Regions from separate parts of the Homo sapiens genome. Here region 1 is linked to region 2. Evidence: read pairs that join two places in POLR2A ChIA-PET (ENCODE). Cell type or tissue: PC-9. All regions are shown on one strand. Each heading gives the region's core, and the rest is flanking DNA. Links, peaks and the distances in the headings are about the cores only.

Evidence for each region. ChIA-PET counts read pairs that join two places held together with the same protein. Peaks named below come from ENCODE experiments on the same cell type or tissue, not always from the same donor. Only the 100,000 strongest peaks of a DNase experiment are listed, where the experiment ranks them.
Region 1: POLR2A ChIA-PET joins it to region 2 with 10 read pairs; 3 of 35 experiments call an interaction of 5 or more read pairs at or near these places.

What each region holds. Positions count from the first base shown.
Region 1 is chr2:28,797,701-28,806,997 of GRCh38, forward strand. It overlaps PPP1CB (protein phosphatase 1 catalytic subunit beta), which reads left to right. Exons shown (of 8, transcript NM_002709.3): 8 at 1,499-5,240. The coding sequence ends at 1,603. Among named protein-coding and RNA genes, the nearest start is that of SPDYA, 8.5 kb to the right of the region's middle. In PC-9, for the core only: no CTCF peak of the experiment used is centred there; a DNase peak (open chromatin) is centred at 4,271; H3K27ac peaks cover 2,500 bases.
Region 2 is chr2:28,608,347-28,617,643 of GRCh38, forward strand. PLB1 (phospholipase B1) reads left to right here. Exons shown (of 58, transcript NM_153021.5): 44 at 5,685-5,750. Among named protein-coding and RNA genes, the nearest start is that of PLB1, 120 kb to the left of the region's middle. RefSeq lists enhancers at 2,317-2,586, 2,356-2,650, 2,631-3,295. In PC-9, for the core only: no CTCF peak of the experiment used is centred there; DNase peaks (open chromatin) are centred at 5,115 and 5,895; H3K4me3 peaks cover 820 bases; H3K27ac peaks cover 2,500 bases.

The sequences.
Region 1 (9,297 bases), core at 3,010-5,509, 190 kb after region 2:
ATTGTGCTTATTTGGATCTTTTCTTAATCTAGCTAGCAGTCTATCTTGTTTATTCTTTTGAAGAACCAACTTTTGGTTTCAACATTTACATTTTTAAAAGAGGCCAGTTTTAGCTTTAGTGTGCTCCTACAAATCATTCTTGTTCACTGAGTAAAACAGCTTCAGTACTTTGCTTTTGCAAAGGCTATTCTATGTCTTTGATGTACACACACTGTATTTCTCTTAAAATGCATTGGGGCTTTCCCATTCCTCTTTCTCTTTATCATAATATACTGTTTCCATCAATTAGTACAATTGAATGGTAAATGGTTGATTGCTCATTTACAAATTAAATATAGTAACCATACCTTATCCTTCCAGCAGTTGTCATAGTGGTGTTGGATTAATATATTCTCTTCACTAAGGCACTATTATGTTCTAAATAGTTTTTAAAAAATACTTTGTACATATTTCTATACTGTTTTAGTTTTGGAAAATCATGACTTTTTTATGTATAATGTAGGTTAAAGCTCTATTTACATCCACCAGAATGAGTGTAGTAAAAAAGCCAGACTGTATCAAGTTTTGGCAAGGATTTGGAGGCATTAGAATCTTCATACATTAATGGTGGGAATAGAGTTCTCATATGATGCAGCAGTTTTACCTCTAGGTATATACCCAAGATATATGAAAACATGTTCACACAAAAACTGTTACATAAATGTGCATTATTCCTTATAGCCGAAAAAGTCACACAATTCAGATGTCCATCAGCTACTGAATAGATAAACTGTGGTACATCCATACAATGGACTGTACAATGTACAACTCAGCAATAAAAAGGAATGAAGGACTGATACTTCAAAACTGGTTTTGAAAACCTGAGTGAAAGAAGCCAGTCACAAAAGACCACATATTATATGATGCCAGTTATATGAAATGTTCAGAATAGGCAATTCTATAGAGACACATAGTAGATTAGTAGTTGGTTAGAGTTAGAGGATGTGGAGAGCAGGAATGGGGAGTGACTGCTGATGGGAACAAGCTTTCTTTTTGGGGTGACAAATGTTCTAAAATTAGATTTATATCAATAAAGCTGTTTTTTAAGTAAAAAGATCTATTTATACATAAATAAATAAGGTCTGAAGGGTTTGTGACTTGTAGGTTAGTTACCCTCCTAAGTTACTGTATCAGAATTATGATGACAACATAGATCTTCTGACTCTTAAACCAGTGTTCTTTTCCTCACAACAGAGATACACTAAGTTCAAAAAGTTTTTTACTTAAATCTAAGGATTGGATAGTTGATAGAGTTAGTGTACTTTTGTTATTAAAATATGAGTGGAATGACAAAGTTCAGACATTTGCACACTTTAAGAAATGTTTATGGAACTTTGCTATTCTACATTTTTATTGCATTTTTGCAGTTTATGCCATTTATTGAAAATCACAATTGTAACAATTTTCTTAACTTCTGTACATGAAAAAATAACATTATTTGTTAATAATTTACTTTAAGATATTGAAACCATCTGAAAAGAAAGCTAAATACCAGTATGGTGGACTGAATTCTGGACGTCCTGTCACTCCACCTCGAACAGCTAATCCGCCGAAGAAAAGGTGAAGAAAGGAATTCTGTAAAGAAACCATCAGATTTGTTAAGGACATACTTCATAATATATAAGTGTGCACTGTAAAACCATCCAGCCATTTGACACCCTTTATGATGTCACACCTTTAACTTAAGGAGACGGGTAAAGGATCTTAAATTTTTTTCTAATAGAAAGATGTGCTACACTGTATTGTAATAAGTATACTCTGTTATAGTCAACAAAGTTAAATCCAAATTCAAAATTATCCATTAAAGTTACATCTTCATGTATCACAATTTTTAAAGTTGAAAAGCATCCCAGTTAAACTAGATGTGATAGTTAAACCAGATGAAAGCATGATGATCCATCTGTGTAATGTGGTTTTAGTGTTGCTTGGTTGTTTAATTATTTTGAGCTTGTTTTGTTTTTGTTTGTTTTCACTAGAATAATGGCAAATACTTCTAATTTTTTTCCCTAAACATTTTTAAAAGTGAAATATGGGAAGAGCTTTACAGACATTCACCAACTATTATTTTCCCTTGTTTATCTACTTAGATATCTGTTTAATCTTACTAAGAAAACTTTCGCCTCATTACATTAAAAAGGAATTTTAGAGATTGATTGTTTTAAAAAAAAATACGCACATTGTCCAATCCAGTGATTTTAATCATACAGTTTGACTGGGCAAACTTTACAGCTGATAGTGAATATTTTGCTTTATACAGGAATTGACACTGATTTGGATTTGTGCACTCTAATTTTTAACTTATTGATGCTCTATTGTGCAGTAGCATTTCATTTAAGATAAGGCTCATATAGTATTACCCAACTAGTTGGTAATGTGATTATGTGGTACCTTGGCTTTAGGTTTTCATTCGCACGGAACACCTTTTGGCATGCTTAACTTCCTGGTAACACCTTCACCTGCATTGGTTTTCTTTTTCTTTTTTCTTTCTTTTTTTTTTTTTTTTTTTTTTTGAGTTGTTGTTTGTTTTTAGATCCACAGTACATGAGAATCCTTTTTTGACAAGCCTTGGAAAGCTGACACTGTCTCTTTTTCCTCCCTCTATACGAAGGATGTATTTAAATGAATGCTGGTCAGTGGGACATTTTGTCAACTATGGGTATTGGGTGCTTAACTGTCTAATATTGCCATGTGAATGTTGTATACGATTGTAAGGCTTATGTCACTAAAGATTTTTATTCTGATTTTTTCATAATCAAAGGTCATATGATACTGTATAGACAAGCTTTGTAGTGAAGTATAGTAGCAATAATTTCTGTACCTGATCAAGTTTATTGCAGCCTTTCTTTTCCTATTTCTTTTTTTTAAGGGTTAGTATTAACAAATGGCAATGAGTAGAAAAGTTAACATGAAGATTTTAGAAGGAGAGAACTTACAGGACACAGATTTGTGATTCTTTGACTGTGACACTATTGGATGTGATTCTAAAAGCTTTTATTGAGCATTGTCAAATTTGTAAGCTTCATAGGGATGGACATCATATCTATAATGCCCTTCTATATGTGCTACCATAGATGTGACATTTTTGACCTTAATATCGTCTTTGAAAATGTTAAATTGAGAAACCTGTTAACTTACATTTTATGAATTGGCACATTGTATTACTTACTGCAAGAGATATTTCATTTTCAGCACAGTGCAAAAGTTCTTTAAAATGCATATGTCTTTTTTTCTAATTCCGTTTTGTTTTAAAGCACATTTTAAATGTAGTTTTCTCATTTAGTAAAAGTTGTCTAATTGATATGAAGCCTGACTGATTTTTTTTTTCCTTACAGTGAGACATTTAAGCACACATTTTATTCACATAGATACTATGTCCTTGACATATTGAAATGATTCTTTTCTGAAAGTATTCATGATCTGCATATGATGTATTAGGTTAGGTCACAAAGGTTTTATCTGAGGTGATTTAAATAACTTCCTGATTGGAGTGTGTAAGCTGAGCGATTTCTAATAAAATTTTAGTTGTACACTTTTAGTAGTCATAGTGAAGCAGGTCTAGAAAATAAGCCTTTGGCAGGGAAAAAGGGCAATGTTGATTAATCTCAGTATTAAACCACATTAATCTGTATCCCATTGTCTGGCTTTTGTAAATTCATCCAGGTCAAGACTAAGTATGTTGGTTAATAGGAATCCTTTTTTTTTTTTTTAAAGACTAAATGTGAAAAAATAATCACTACTTAAGCTAATTAATATTGGTCATTAAATTTAAAGGATGGAAATTTATCATGTTTAAAAATTATTCAAGCACTCTTAAAACCACTTAAACAGCCTCCAGTCATAAAAATGTGTTCTTTACAAATATTTGCTTGGCAACACGACTTGAAATAAATAAAACTTTGTTTCTTAGGAGAAAATGATTCTGTAATTCCAGTGTCACTAATTTATATTGTTCTTTCCTCTGATTTTTTTCAGGTTAGTGATTTTTTTGTATACAATTTAATCCAAATGTTATGACATTCAGAAATCATGAAACACAGTAGATATCTGTTATAATGTGGTGTATCACATGGATTATAAAGCAAAGTTATGGTCGATTTCTATTCTTGAAAGAATCAACTACAGTGAATCCTTTGCATTTGAAGCCTTAACATGCATTGCTTTAATTTTGCCCAGGGACAAATTTTAATAATCAGCAAGACTGGTTTGTGCAAAGCGTTGAGTCATCAGGTATTTAGAGCCTAGCCAGCTACCCAGTATCCATGCTGCCATATCCCTTCATTGTAAAAAGTACCTAAACATTCGTGAAATGATTTTTTTTAGCTGAAAAATGCTGGCAAGAAGAATTTTAAAGCTTAAAATAGGTGGTAAATTTGAAGTATGAGTGTGTTCACGAGAAACATAGGCTTTTCAAAAAAATTTTTATTCAAGGCAAAGCAAGGAACATCTTGAGATATGTCTCAAGAATATAAAGATGTATTATTTTAAGCCAAGGAGCTGAAATATATCTCAGTTTATAAATTCAGGTATATTCTTTTTGTCTCCATGGCAACCATAACTTTTGAACCAAAAAAAATTGTTTTTACATCTTTATGCTGAAAATGTGTTTAGATTAGGAATATGGTCGGGCTGAATTTGCTGTTGCTCCCTAACCAAATCCACCTCTTGTTTTCCTTGTGAGTCCATGGCTAAATCAAAGCTGCCCCTGAGAAGAGACTTAATCCAAGCCTGATTGTACTAGTGGCATCACTTAGAAGTAGGCTTTCCCTCTTCCTAGTAGATCTCAATGTTTTATAATTCCTTAAAACAGCTGAAAATTGGGACAACATACTTTACGCAATGAACAGTAGTTAAATAGGAAATAAACTAGTTCCATATAAGTATACACCTAGAGTTTTAATTACCTTTATAATGTTTCTTAAAAGTGAAACTTAGATACAATTGTGATTGGATACTTAGATACTAAGTGAAACTTAGTGTAACAATTTTGATCTGTTAAATTGGATTTTACATGTACATTTGAATGCCAGAATTTCTAAATAAATCCCCTGGTTAGGAAATTTTAAAAGTCAAAGCTTGTTTTCTTCAACCACTACCTTCTACATTGGTTGACTTAGACCGTAAGCTTTTTAAGTTTCTCATTGTAATTTACCTTCTCATGCAGATTGCTGATGTTTTATTAAACCTTATTTTTACAAAAATGACCATAAATCTTTGCTTCTTTCCTCTTAGGGATCTTTGCTAGTTTATGTGATTATGAAATCTTACTTACAACACCACATTGTTTGGGGTATACAGGGTGGAAGATAGCAAGTGAACAGGGGGTGCGGGTGGGGAGGGTTTGTGTGTGTGTGTGTGTGTGTGTGTGTGTGTAAGAGAGAACAAACTAACGGCCTGAGGCTAATAGGTTCAGCATTCCTTTCAGATACTATATGCAAAAAGGTGGGAACCTAAGGTCTGTTCCTGGAGGCTTTTCAGTGAAGCCTGGCATAGGATCGGCAAGTTAAAATATGTATTAATTTTTACAGCTGCCTAATCAGAATGATTCAGCAGATTTACAGGCCAAATTTTTCCTACAAAACCAGTGACATCACAGCTAAACATCTAGAACTTTCATAGATTATTGTACAAATTTATTAAAAGGCACAGTAATTTATGGTCTATCATGTAAACACTGATTCTCGACAAAACCACAAAGGCAAGTAATACAGTGCAACAGAAAAAAGTAGTCCAGAGGAGTTTCTTTTTTTCTTTTTTTCTTTTTTTTTTTTTTGAGAGAGAGTCTTGCTCTTGTCTCCCAGGCTGGAGTGCAATGGCATGATCTTGGCTCACTGCAACCTCCACCTCCCAGGTTCAAGCGATTCTCCAGCCTCAGCCTCCTGAGTAGTTGGGATTACAGGAGCCTGCCACCACACCCAGCTAATTTTTGTATTTTTAGTAGAGACGGGGTTTCACCATGTTGGCCAGGCTGGTCTCTAATTCCTGACCTCATGATCTGCCTGCCTCGGCCTCCCAAAGTGCTGGGATTACAGGCGTGAGCCACCTCTCCCGGCCAAGAGTGTTTTCTTAATGTAACAAGTTTAATCTGAAGTAAGTCTTAAATCTCCTAGTATATTTTTTGGAAAAAAAAAAAGCCAAAGAAACAAAACCAGAGTGTTGAAATGCTACCTCCAATATATGTATAACTCAAACTGATAATTGGCATGGTTTCTGACAGTGCTGCTGTTTACCAGCAGGTTATTGACAGACTGACACCTGTTCCATTCTTGAATAAATATAAACTTTGTCTCTCTAGCTCTTAGTTTAATAAAAATCCCTGAGAAGGAGGATGTGCAGGGTGGAGTTGCTGGAGAAAACTTAATGTCTTGTAGAACTCATAACTACTCAATTTACCAACTTAAAAATTAAGCTACATATTAGGAAATGTAGTTTATCACATGTAATAAGGAATTGAGATTATCAGGAAATCTTGGGTGAGGCTCAGGATCCAACATATAACTGGGCCCAGCACATAAAACTGTTACCTGACTTCAATAAGAAATTTTAGCCGGGCGCAGCGGCTCATGCCTGTAATCCCAGCACTTTGGGAGGCTGAGGCAGGCAGATCATGATGTCAGGAGATCGAGACCATCCTGGCGAACATGGTGAAACCCTGTCTCTACTAAAAACATAAAAAATTAGCTGGGCGTGGTGGCGGGCGCCTGTAGTCCCAGCTACTTGGGAGGCTGAGGCAGGAGAATGGCGTGAATCCGGGAGGTGGAGCTTGCAGTGAGCTGAGATCACGCCACTGCACTCCAGCCTGGGCGACAGAGCGAGACTCCATCTCAAAAAAAAAAAAAAAAAAATTTTAGAAACACAGATCTCTGCCTCCCAGTGTAATTGCCTCAGATTTTGTAGCACATCTCTTAACTGCAGCTTGATAATTCCACTGAAATTAATTCTATTGGTCATATTAAAGAACAGGTTAAAAAGTCTTTATTGCTGTACTGTAAAGCCTGTTTTGAGTGGAAGACCCTAATCTTCTTTTAGTGAATTCCCCAAACTCTGGGTATGCTCACTGACAACACAAGTTGTAATCCCTTTTTTTTTTTTTTTTTTGAGACAGGGTCTCACTCTCTCGCCCAGGCTGGAGTGCAGTAGCCTGATCACAGCTCACTGAAGCCTCAGCCTCCCAGGCTCAAGTGATCCTGCCGCCTTGGCCTCCCAAAGTGCTGGGAGAATTATAGGCATGAGCCATCATGCCCAGCCCATTTTATTTTTAATATATCATCAATTATTTCTTATACAGATCCATTAGGATGTTGAATGCTCCTTTAAAACTTTGTTGTATTTGTCGGCCAGGCGCGGTGGCTCATGCCTGTAATCCCAGCACTTTGGGAGGCCGAGGCGGGCCGATCACGAGGTTAAGAGATCGAAACCATCCTGGCCAACATGGTGAAACCCCGTCTCTACTAAAAAAAAAATACAAAAATTAGCTAGATGTGGTGCGCACCTGTAGTCCCAGCTCCTCGGGAGGCTGGGGCAGGAGAATCACTTGAACCTGGGAGGTGGAGATTGCAGTGATCCAAGATGGCACCATTGCACTCCAGCCTGGGCAACAAGGGAAACTCCGTCTCAAAAAAAAAAAAAAAACTTTGTTACATTTGTCTTTAAAAGTCATAAGGCCTAGATCAGTCTTGTATGTGACTAGAATGTAGCTCTATGGGCAGGGTTTTTTGTTTTTTTTTTTTTGAGACAGGGTCTTGCTATGGTGCCCAGGCTGGAGCACAGTGGCACAATCTCAGCTCACTGCAACCTCCTGGGCTCAAGCCATCCTTCCACCTTAGCCTGCGTAGTAGGTGGGACTACAGGCATGTGCCACCATACCTGCTAATTTTTGTAGAGTGGGGGGTTTTACCATGTTCCCTAGGATGGTCTCCAACTCCTGAGCTCAAGTGATCCGCCCACCTCAGCCTCGCAAAGTGTTGGGATTACAGGCATGAGCCATTGCGCCCATGCAGGTATTTTTTTTCTCTTTTGTTCACTGATTCGTATCTCCTTATCGTAGAGTGGCGCCTGCCACATAGGAGGCCTGCAGATACTTGCTTAATGAATGGCAAGTGGGTGTCAAAAATCTCTACTTGTATTACTGTTTTGACACCTTGACCTGAAGAAGTTAACCACAAATAATAAAATTCCAGTTTTTCTTTATCCTCATGTAACTGCTTTTGTCTCTTATGACAAGAATGCTGAAGTTTCAAGGAGAAAATTGATTTGAGTCTGTACTGCCAAAATAAATGGTTTGTCAAAACTCTGGCCCCTACTTTGTAAACTATTGGTAAGTTTAAGAAGTCAGCCAGGCACGGTGGCTCACGCCTGTAATCCCAGCAGTTTGGGAGGCCAAGGCTGGCAGGTCACTTGAGATCAGGAGTTCGAGACCAGCCTGGCCAACATGGGAAAACCCTGTCTCTACTAAAAGTACAAAAATTAGCCAGGCCTGGTGGCACACACCTGTAATCCCAGCTACTCGGGAGGCTGAGTTTCTTGAAGGAGCATTTTGCAGCTAGCACCTGACAGGCATAGTGGAGAAGTTGCCTGTTACTGAGAACAAACATCGCAAGATCCTCAGGATTACTTTCTTTCCTCCCCTTTCTATAGTCTCTATTCTGTTTTCTTGATCTTAATGTCACCTTTGTAGTGAGCCACCTCACATATTTTAGGAAAGTTGTATAATTTGTGTAATATTTTGTCTTTCAGAATTCATCCAGTAAGTATGAGCACTTAAAACTAGGAATCGAACTTGGAGAGGCTGTTGCCTCATCTAGCACAAGTATGTCATAGGCAGTATGGAGAAAGATCAACTATCTTTTCAGTAAGGAACAAAAAAGTCTGATACAGTGGAGAAAACTATTCTAGACAGAAATTTAATACAGTTATGTTGTTAGAATGATTGTTCTATTTCTTTTGTTGTTGCTTTTGTTTTGTTTTCTGAGACGGGGTCTTGCTCTGTCATCCAGGCTGGAGTGCAGTGGCGCCATCTTGGCTCACTGCAGCCTCCACCTCCTGGGTCCAAGCAGGTCTCCCACCTCAGCCTCTCGAGTAGCTGGGATAACAGGAGCGTGCCACTGCGCCCGGCTAATTTTTGCATTTTTAGTAGAGACGGGGTTTCACCTGATCTCAGGTGATCCACCCACTTCGGCCTCCCAAAGTGTGCTGAGATTACAGGCATGAGCCACCGTGCCCGGCCAATTGTTCTATTTTTGATACTTCTCAGAGCTTTTA
Region 2 (9,297 bases), core at 4,420-6,919:
GGGGCCAGGCAGCACCTATTTTTGTCCTAGATGTGTCTAAACATAGAGGCAACAGGCAACAGGCAAGACGCAGTGGGGGGCGGGAGGCAGGAGGCCGAGATGGCTGTGAGCATGAGCTTTCTCAGCCTCCTCCCTTCTCCCATCCGCAGTCTAACTGCTCATACGTTCTGTGTGCCAGGTAGGGTGACTTAACAGCACGCCATGGATTTCTGTTGTAGTTTCAAGTTGGACAAATTCTTTTACAGACAACTTTTGACTAGCCTTCTGTGGACTGAGCCTATACTCTGCCTTAATGGGCTCTCTGCCCACTCCTTTCCTAACCCCAGGGCAGCTGGCTGAACACCTGGTCCTTTTCTTAGGTTTCATTCTTTTTGACCTCTCTGAAGCCCTTGTCAAAAGTCACCACCTCCCCCTTGAAATTCACTCCTTCCTGGGTTTGTGGACACTAAATCGCCTTGATTTTTCTGGTCTTCTGTTTGCTTGCCTTTAATGACCCTCCTCCTCCCTTTCCCCAGTCTTGAAAATGTAGATATTCTCCAATTTTCATGTCTCCATTCTATTTTCTTTCCTTTTTCACTCACTTTTTGAAACAGGGTCTTGCTCCGTCTCCCAGGCTGGAAGTGCAGTGGCGCAATCACAGCTCTCTGCAGCTTTCAACTCCTAGGCTCAAGCCATCCTCCCACCTCAGCCTCCTGAGTAGTTGGGACTGCAGGCATGCACCACCATGCCCAGCTAATTTTGGTTTATTTGTTTTGGTAGAGGTGGGGTCTTGCCATTTTGCTCAGGCTGATTTTGAACTCTGGACTCAAGTGATCCATCAGCCTTGGCCTTCCAAAGAGCTGGGATTACAAGTGTGAGCAGCTGTGCCCGGCCTCTGTTTTCTTTTCTCTCTCTCCACATCCTCTCACTCTGAGACTTACCCATTTCCAGGATTTCCTGTAAAATTTCTTTGTGCTGGATTCCTCAGTCTCTCAATCTGTGTCTTCATTTCTCCTTTCCCGAACTCCAATCCTCTATTTCTGACCTTTAAAATACATTTCCCCTTGGATGCTCTATCTGGTATAAGGTTACCCAAAAGGCAGATTAATGTATGATCAAGCAGGAGGGGGCTGAAATAAGTTCATGTATCATACCCTATCTTTTCTTATGAGAAAAAGCCGAAGTTTATCAAATTCCCTTAAACTTAGTTTGTTGTTTAGCAGTGCTTCTGTATTGAATTACATATAAGTGACATTGTTATCTTTTTGACGCTCAGAGCTTCTAAATCCAATCCTGCCATGACCCCACCACCATCTCAAGCTTAACATTCATTCAAAAAATAATTTTCTGAGCAAGGAGTGTCTAAATAGGAACTAATTCTTTGTCTTCCCAAACTCTCTGTTCCTTAGGAGTTCTCTATTTCTGCCAACTTCATTAGGGTTTTCAAGCTCTACAGGCATGAAATGTCAGGGACCCTATCTAATCGGATTCTTACCAGTCCTCCAGAATCTAATAGGATTCTTCCCACCTGTCCCTCTTCCTTTTCCCACTGCCACTGCAGGGGCTCAGATTCTCATCACTTTGTACGTTAAAGGCTAACTAGTCGCACCTTCCCACCATGAAACAATAGACTTATGTAATCTTAGGTTCTCAGTGGGGAGGGCCTTAGACTTCTGTGGATGCAATCTCTCATAGAATAATGGAATTCTTCTACCACATCCCTCCCAAGACACCCTATGGCCTCTGCTTAAATGTTCACACTTTCTTTTTTATTTATTTATTTATTTGACTTTAAGTTCCAGGATACATGTGCAGAAGGTGCAGGTTTGTTACATAAGTATACATGTGCCATGGTGGTTTGCTGTACCTATCAACCGGTCATCTAGATTTTAAGCTGTGCATGCATTAGGTATTTGTCCTAATGCTCTCTGTCCCCAAATGTTCACACTTTCTTACCACCTGAAATCAGTGTAGGTAAAGAACCAGCACTTTTTTTTTTTTAATTAATAGTGATGGGGTCTCACTCTGTTGCCCAGGCTGGTCTCAAACTCCTGAGCTCAAGCAATCTTCCCACACTGGCCTCCCAAAGTGCTGGGATTACATGTGTGAACCACCACACTCGGCCGGAACTAGCACTTTTTGAATGGAATGGGATAGAAAACCTCTTAGGACATCCCGTGAAATACCATTATGTCCTCCTGCCTCTGACTGCCACCACCCAGCTGAGAGTCTTCTCAGTTCCAGCCACTCATTGCACACATGGCTGCCAACCCCTGCCTCATATGGGTATTTCTCCTTGGAATGTGGCCCCTTGTAAGGTGGTGACTGTACATCTGGTTTGATCCAACCAGCACAACCAGCGAAGAAAATCACCCCTCCTTCCCCATGGAACTACACCTGGTAAAGCAGCCAGGATGTTGATGGCCTTGTCCCACAGCCACTGACTCACGTTGCTGACTCACATCAGGAGGCTGGCTGGGCTCTGCCTCCCCAGGCAGCCCACACCGTCTTTGCATGGCTGGAACTACTAGACCGGTTCCTTGTTCTGCCATTCAGTCGGCCCCCCTTTCTACTCACGGGGGCTCCAAATCTAGCCTTCAAGAGCCAGTCAGGCTCAATCAAACCCCTCTTTCACGTCATCTGCTTTGGCTCCAGGCCTTTAAACCACTCTGACTCATGCATGCACCAAATGGTCAATGGTCAATAAACCCAGCTAAAAACAAGCCCAATAAAACCCAATAAAACCCATTAGACAGGAACATAGGAGTTGGAAAAAAAAGAAAAGAAGGGGAGGGGGAGGAAAGCCCTGAGGCACCCCGGCTGCCTGTCTGCCACAACCCTGGGCTGTAATTGTTCTTGCCATGGCCTCAGTCTGCAACACATTCTAGTGTCTCCTTGACCTCTAGCCCTCTAGCTCTGCCTCCCTTTCCCCAACCTGTAGATCTTGTGATCAAATAGATTCAATGAAACACATTGTCCAGTTGCACTCGCAGCACTTCCAAAAAGGTCAAGTTTGTCCTTCCCTCAGTGCCTCCCATTCTGGTCACGGTAGGACTGACTCCAGCCCCTGGACCCTAAGCTGAGTCTGGGCTCCTTTGACGTGCAGGGAGAATGCCACTGAGTCTTGTCTCTGAGGACCCTACCTCTCCAAATCTTGCCTCAGTTCCTCAGCAGGTACTACACTGACTGGCCATGCCATTCTCTGATGCTTCACTGCCTCAGCTTCTCAAGTCTGTCTCCCCACCTGAGCCAATTGTGAGTTTCTCTCTCTCCTCCTCTCATCCTGGCACCTAGAAATGCTCTCTAACGCTTGAGCTGCTCAACCAGCATGGGTCACTTGTTTATAGCATGCTCCCAGATCGCCCTCTTTGTTGGTGAATGCTCAGGGAATGCTTACTGTTAACCCGAGACAAGCCCAAGTAGCTACATGGACCTGCCACCATAAGCCCTCTCCTGTCTTATGCTGTTGTAGAGGGTCCAGGGCTCACTTCTCCCACTTGGCCCTGAGTACCTCTCCTTGAAAGGATGTCAGGGGCTGGGCGCAGTGGCTCACGTCTGTAACCCCAGCACTTTGGGAGGCTGAGGCGGGCGGATCACCAGGTCAGGAGATCGAGACCATCCTGGCTAACATGGTGAACCCCCCGTCTCTACTAAAAATACAAAAAATAAAAATAGCCATTTGTGGTGGCAGGTGCCTGTAGTCCCAGCTACTCGGGAGGCTGAGGCAGGAAAATGGCATGAACCCAGAAGGCAGAGTTTGCAGTGAGCCGAGATCGCGCCACTGCACTCCAGCCTGGGCAACAGAGCAAGACTCCGTCTCAAAAAAGCAAGCAAGAAAGAAAGGATATCGGTTACCTGTTTCAGACAGGAATGCTGAGACCAGGGAAAGGGGAGACTTGTCGGGTGCCTCAGGGAACCAGTATCTGAGCTGGGGGCTGAGAGCTCTGTGTGGGTGGACTCTGTCCTCCCAGTCGCTGCTGAGTCCCTCTCTTCCTTTCCCGCTGTCTGACCAACAGGGTTTTTGTTGGCCTGACCTCCAGTGTGAGGAACGGAACCAGGCAAGAGGCTTGTCCAGTCAGCTCTGGCCCCAGTTTGGCATTCATCACTTGTTCCCTAACCTGGAACCCGTCCCTTCCTCACTCTGGGGCTCAGCAGCTGCTCATCTATAAAGTGGGGCATTTGGGGGTTGCAAAGTCAGTCATCTACAATGCCAGGCAAGAACATGGTTGCGTACATGTGGTCAGGTATGAGACGAGATCACTTTTCCAACATTCTGGTTTTCCCTTTTTTTTTTTTTTTTTGAAACAGAGTCTTGCTCTGTTACCCAGACTGGAGTGAACTGGCATGATCTCATCTTACTGCAACCCCTGCCTCCCAGGTTCAAACAATTCTCATGCCTCAACCTCTCAAGTAGCTGAGATTACAGATGTGTACCACACCTGGATTTTTTTTTTTTTTTTTTTGTATTTTTAGTAGAGACAGGGTTTCACCATGTTGTCCAGGCTGGTCTTGAACTCTTGGCCTCATGTGATGAACCCCCCCTTGGCCTCCCAAAGTGCTGGGGTTACAGGTGTGAGCCACTGTGCCCAGACTAATTTTTTTTTTTTTTATTGAAACAGAGTCTCACTCTGTTGCCCAGGCTGGAGTGCACTGGCACAATTATAGCTCACTGTAACCACAAACTCCTGGGTTCAAGCAATCCTTCTGCTTCAGCCTCTTGAGTAGCTAGGATTACAGGCACATGCCACCATGTTGAGCTAATTTATTTTTTTAATTTGTCGTAGAGATGGGGTCTTGCTATGCTTCCCAAGCTGGTATTAAACTCTTGGCCCCAAGCAATCCTCCTACCCTGGCCTCCCAAAACGCTGGGAATACAGGCATGGGCCACTGTGCCAGCCTGGTTTTTTCTTCTTGTTCCCATTTTATTCTCACATTTTCAGACCATGGGCTTACTACTCCACTGAGCACATTTTGTGAGAGTGCTCACAGCCCTGGGCCCGGTTGCTGTTTCCTGATCTCAGTCTTATCAACTTGATCTTGCTTTGCTGTCATTTATACATTTTCTCATTAGCTTTCTCCCCATTTCTTCTTTGTCTGCTTCCTTCTTCCTTCTTTAACTAACTCCTCACCTGCAACTGGGGGGACTTGGATTCTTGACTGGGCTTATGTGAAAACTGATTGTAAAACAGATAGGTAAGTAGGGAATGAGGAGGGTGTTTTACAAGAAAAAAAAAATGACTAAGATACAGGAACCCAACCTAAAGAGGAAAAGACATACAGTTCAAAGGAGGCAGAAAGAAAAACATTACAGATACTCAAATATATTGATAATCATAACACTTTCTGGAAGATTAAAAAAATGCTGAAACATGAATCCCTTGCTAGAGAAATTACAAAGCCAAGAAAATAGATAGGTCTGAGGATTAGGGAGCTGTTCAGTTGCTAGGAGGAACACAAAAGCACAGACCCCAGACTACAATGGGTATGAAACCCTCTGCACGCCTTTTGTTGTCCATCCCTTGCCAAAGCTGTTATGTAAAACCCTCCGGGGGAATGAATGAAATTATGTTTATACAGTTCTTTCTATATAAGTGCAGAAGAATCATGTTAAATAAATCTACAGGGCAGGATTGTTAGTTTTTCTCCTTCTCAAGCAAACTTCAGTGCTGTCAGATAACTTCTCCATGTGTTTTTTTTTCTCTTAGAATGAGCCCTTCCTGAGAACCCCTCGGAATAGTAACTACACGTACCCCATCAAGCCAGCCATTGAGGTAACCCCTGACTCACATCTGCCTCTCTCAGACACAAACCATTTCCACCTGCCAGGGGCTCGGGTGTGGTACAGGTTTCAGAGTATTCACTGAAGCAGAAATGTACTTCTTACATACTGGGGATTGGAATGTACAGAAAAGGCTCCCGGACCACGAAGCCCCAGGATTGTCCTAACATGTTCTCAAGTTGCTTACCTGACGTCAGCCCCCAAGCAGAGGAAGTGTCTATGGATCGATTTTCTTTGACCTTGGCAATCCTGGGCTCACAGACGTGGTTACTGCTTAGGCAGCTCAGCCTCTCAAGAGGGAGAGGCAGCTGGTGTGATGTGGCGTTGACTTCTTGGAAGGTGGAGGCTGAGTGGGAGGGAACTACAATTCTGGGGATGGGACCCAAAAGGAAGTGGAGGCACGTTCATGTTCCTGTGGGCCCCTAGGCCTTGTTTGGTTCAAGTCAATCATTCTAGTGCTGAGGATTCAGAGCCCATGGTTAATTCCATTGGATTAACCATGTCTGTGAGCCTAGGACGGCCACTGCAAAGACGGCCTGGAGGACCCCGGACTATACCATGACTGGCAGTCAGGCCTGGTCCGGATCAGGTCTGTTGGTCACCAGGATGGGGTTTGACCCGCAGTTTCAGTTTCACACCTATATTATATCCAGTCTCATGTTAGGGGCTAGAAGGCATGCAGAGAAGTATCGAACATGGTCCGGACCAAGGGAAGTGAGAGCCCAGTAGAATTTCACAATTATTGAGCACATACTATGTGCCAGACACTATTCCAGGAAGACAGAAATGTTAACCAGACAGATGGATCCCGGCCCTCACGTAGCTTACAATCTACTGAGAAAGGTGTCTTATATACATGGCTAGGCATGGTCATTTCAGATAGTGATGACAGCTCTGAGGAGCGTGATGGGGCTGGGGCAAGGGAGGCAAATTCAGGTGCACCATGCAGGCCAGGCCTTCCTGAGGTGAGATTTAAACTGAGACATGCATAATGAGGAGACACTTGCTATACAGGGAGCCAGGAACACAGTCCCAGGCAGAAGGACCATGGACCACACAGGCTCAGAAGTGGGACTGTGTTGGGTGTATTTGGGGAAGAGAAAGAAGGTCAGAGTGGCTGGGGGCATGAGAATGAGGTGGAGAGTGGGGGAAATGAGATCAGGAGTGCCAAGGAGCCAGATCACACAAAGCCTGAATTACTGAGTAAAACCACTGGATTTCAAGTGGAGAAAGATGGGAAGGCATTGGCGGTCTCAGGAGAGAGTGACATGATCTGGTTCACGTCTTTCAAAGATCTCCCTGACTGCTATGTGTAGAATGGGTTGGCCATCAGCAGGAGTGATTGGGGAAAGACATTTTATAAGCCAGCTGAAGAAACTAACCCATATGAAATCATTAAGAACTATTGGATGCTAAGCTCTGGGGTGCAAGCAATACCAGATTGCTGGCTGCGGGTTATGCTGTGTCCAGCCTCTCTGAATTTTCTCAGGCTCACGTTAGCCCAGTGGAGGCTTGTCCTCATTGAACCAGTGACCAAATTCCCTGAGAATTGAAATGTCAGCTGCATCTTGTGAATCAGGCATTTCTTCATTTATTCATTTACCTATTGGATGCCTATGTAGAGTGGGCACTGCACTAAGTGCTCGGTAGACAGTGGTGAGCCGAATGGGTCTGGATCTGCCCTCTTGGTTCTTCAGTCTCATGCATCTTTGCTTTTGCTGCTGGAAGAGCTAAAAATCCCAGAGCTAGAAGGGCGTGTGTTTGTTTTAACAGCTTTCTACTCAAAGTAACCACAGAAACAAAATTCTGTCATCTGAGGTAACGTGAATGAGCCTAGAGGACATTACGTTAAGTGAAATAAGTCAGGCACAGAAAGACAAATACTACATGTTCTCACCATATGCGGAAGCTTAAGAAGTTGACTTCACAGAAGTAGAGTATAAATAGTGGTTATTAGAGGCTGGGAAGGGTGGATGGTGGTTGGGGAGTAGAGATAGCAGAAATTGATTAACAGAAAATTACAGCTATATAGGAAGGAGAATTTCTAGTGTTTTATAGCACAGTAGGGTGACTATAGTTAACAGTTTACCATATATTTTCAAATAGCTAGAACAGCAGATTTTGAATGTTCCCAACACAAAGAAATGGTAAATATTTGAAGTGAGGGATAGGCTAATTACCCTGATTTGATCACTGCACATTGTAGAGATGTATCAAAATATCACACTATGCCTCATAAGTATGTACACTTAATATGTCAATTAAAAATAATAAAAGCAAAACTAATAAAGTGGCCACAAAGAGGCTTTACCTGGGAGCTTTTTAGAAATGCAGAGTCCTGGGCACCACCCCAAACCTGCTGAATCAGAATCTGCAGCTTAAGATCTTCAGGGGATTTGGATGCACTGATTTTGGGTGTGGTGCATGGTTCTTCCCTTGTGACGGATGAGCACGTTTCAATTCCAACCAGGATCTGTTAATCTACATGGAATATGCTTATCTCTGGTTCACCAACTATCTGAGATATATCTCATGTGCTGATGGCTGAATAACTTTTTACGTTGCATTTTCTGTGAGTATTTGTCATCTGCACACAAGCATGCTCTTGAGTTCATTAAACCTTTAAACAGAAGAAATCCATCAGAATGATGAATTGAGCAATCCCTTGGGAAAAAACCAAATTCCATAGGATTAAGCAAATAATATTTAAAAGAAGTTCCATTTTTGCTCTCTCATGATAGGAATATTTCAACAAGTCTTATCTTCATCATCTGACTGAACAGATGAGATGAGTTTTCATAGCATCTGGCAGTCAGACTCCTGGACAGTCAATCTGCTGGTCAAGCCCTACTCCATACTCAGTATGCATATATTTGAGACTTTGGGAAGATACTCAATTTTCCCCCAGATTTCTGGTACTAATCATTTCTATGCCCTCTGCTTCCCATCCCACTCCTTTCCCCAGCACCTGGAAAATATGTTCTGTATTAGAGACAAAGAAAATTGACTAAAAGCATCCAGGGTTGCTTACATCAATTTAAAAACATATAAGGAATAAGGCTGTTAAGTTAAATATGCAAAAAGACATACAGGTATCCAGAAAAGACAGGCAGAAACCAGGAGCTTTACAATTTTAAAATATTTTGTGTTATTATTCTAAAAATATTTTAATTATTGTCTAGGTTCTACCATTATAATTAGTGTCAGTTAGCTTAATTTTATAAAACACACATACCTGTAATCTCATGTTAGGCATCCAAATGCTGTGTTCCTTTGGGAGACCCACCTGTGTAGGACTTCATGGTTTTCTTCCCTGCTTTGGGGCAGCCACTGGCTCCATTCAAAGCATAGATATATGGGGATAAGAAAGGTGGTGTGTGGGTGCACATGTGGAGACATGCACTATGGGTTGTGCATAGGGGTAGCTAGACACACCCATTTCTCCCCCTTTAATTTCCCTCCTAGCCCACCTATAACTCACAGTTCTTTCCCTCACATGATCCTGTATGGTGACTCATTTCTAGCCTCCATCAAAAATC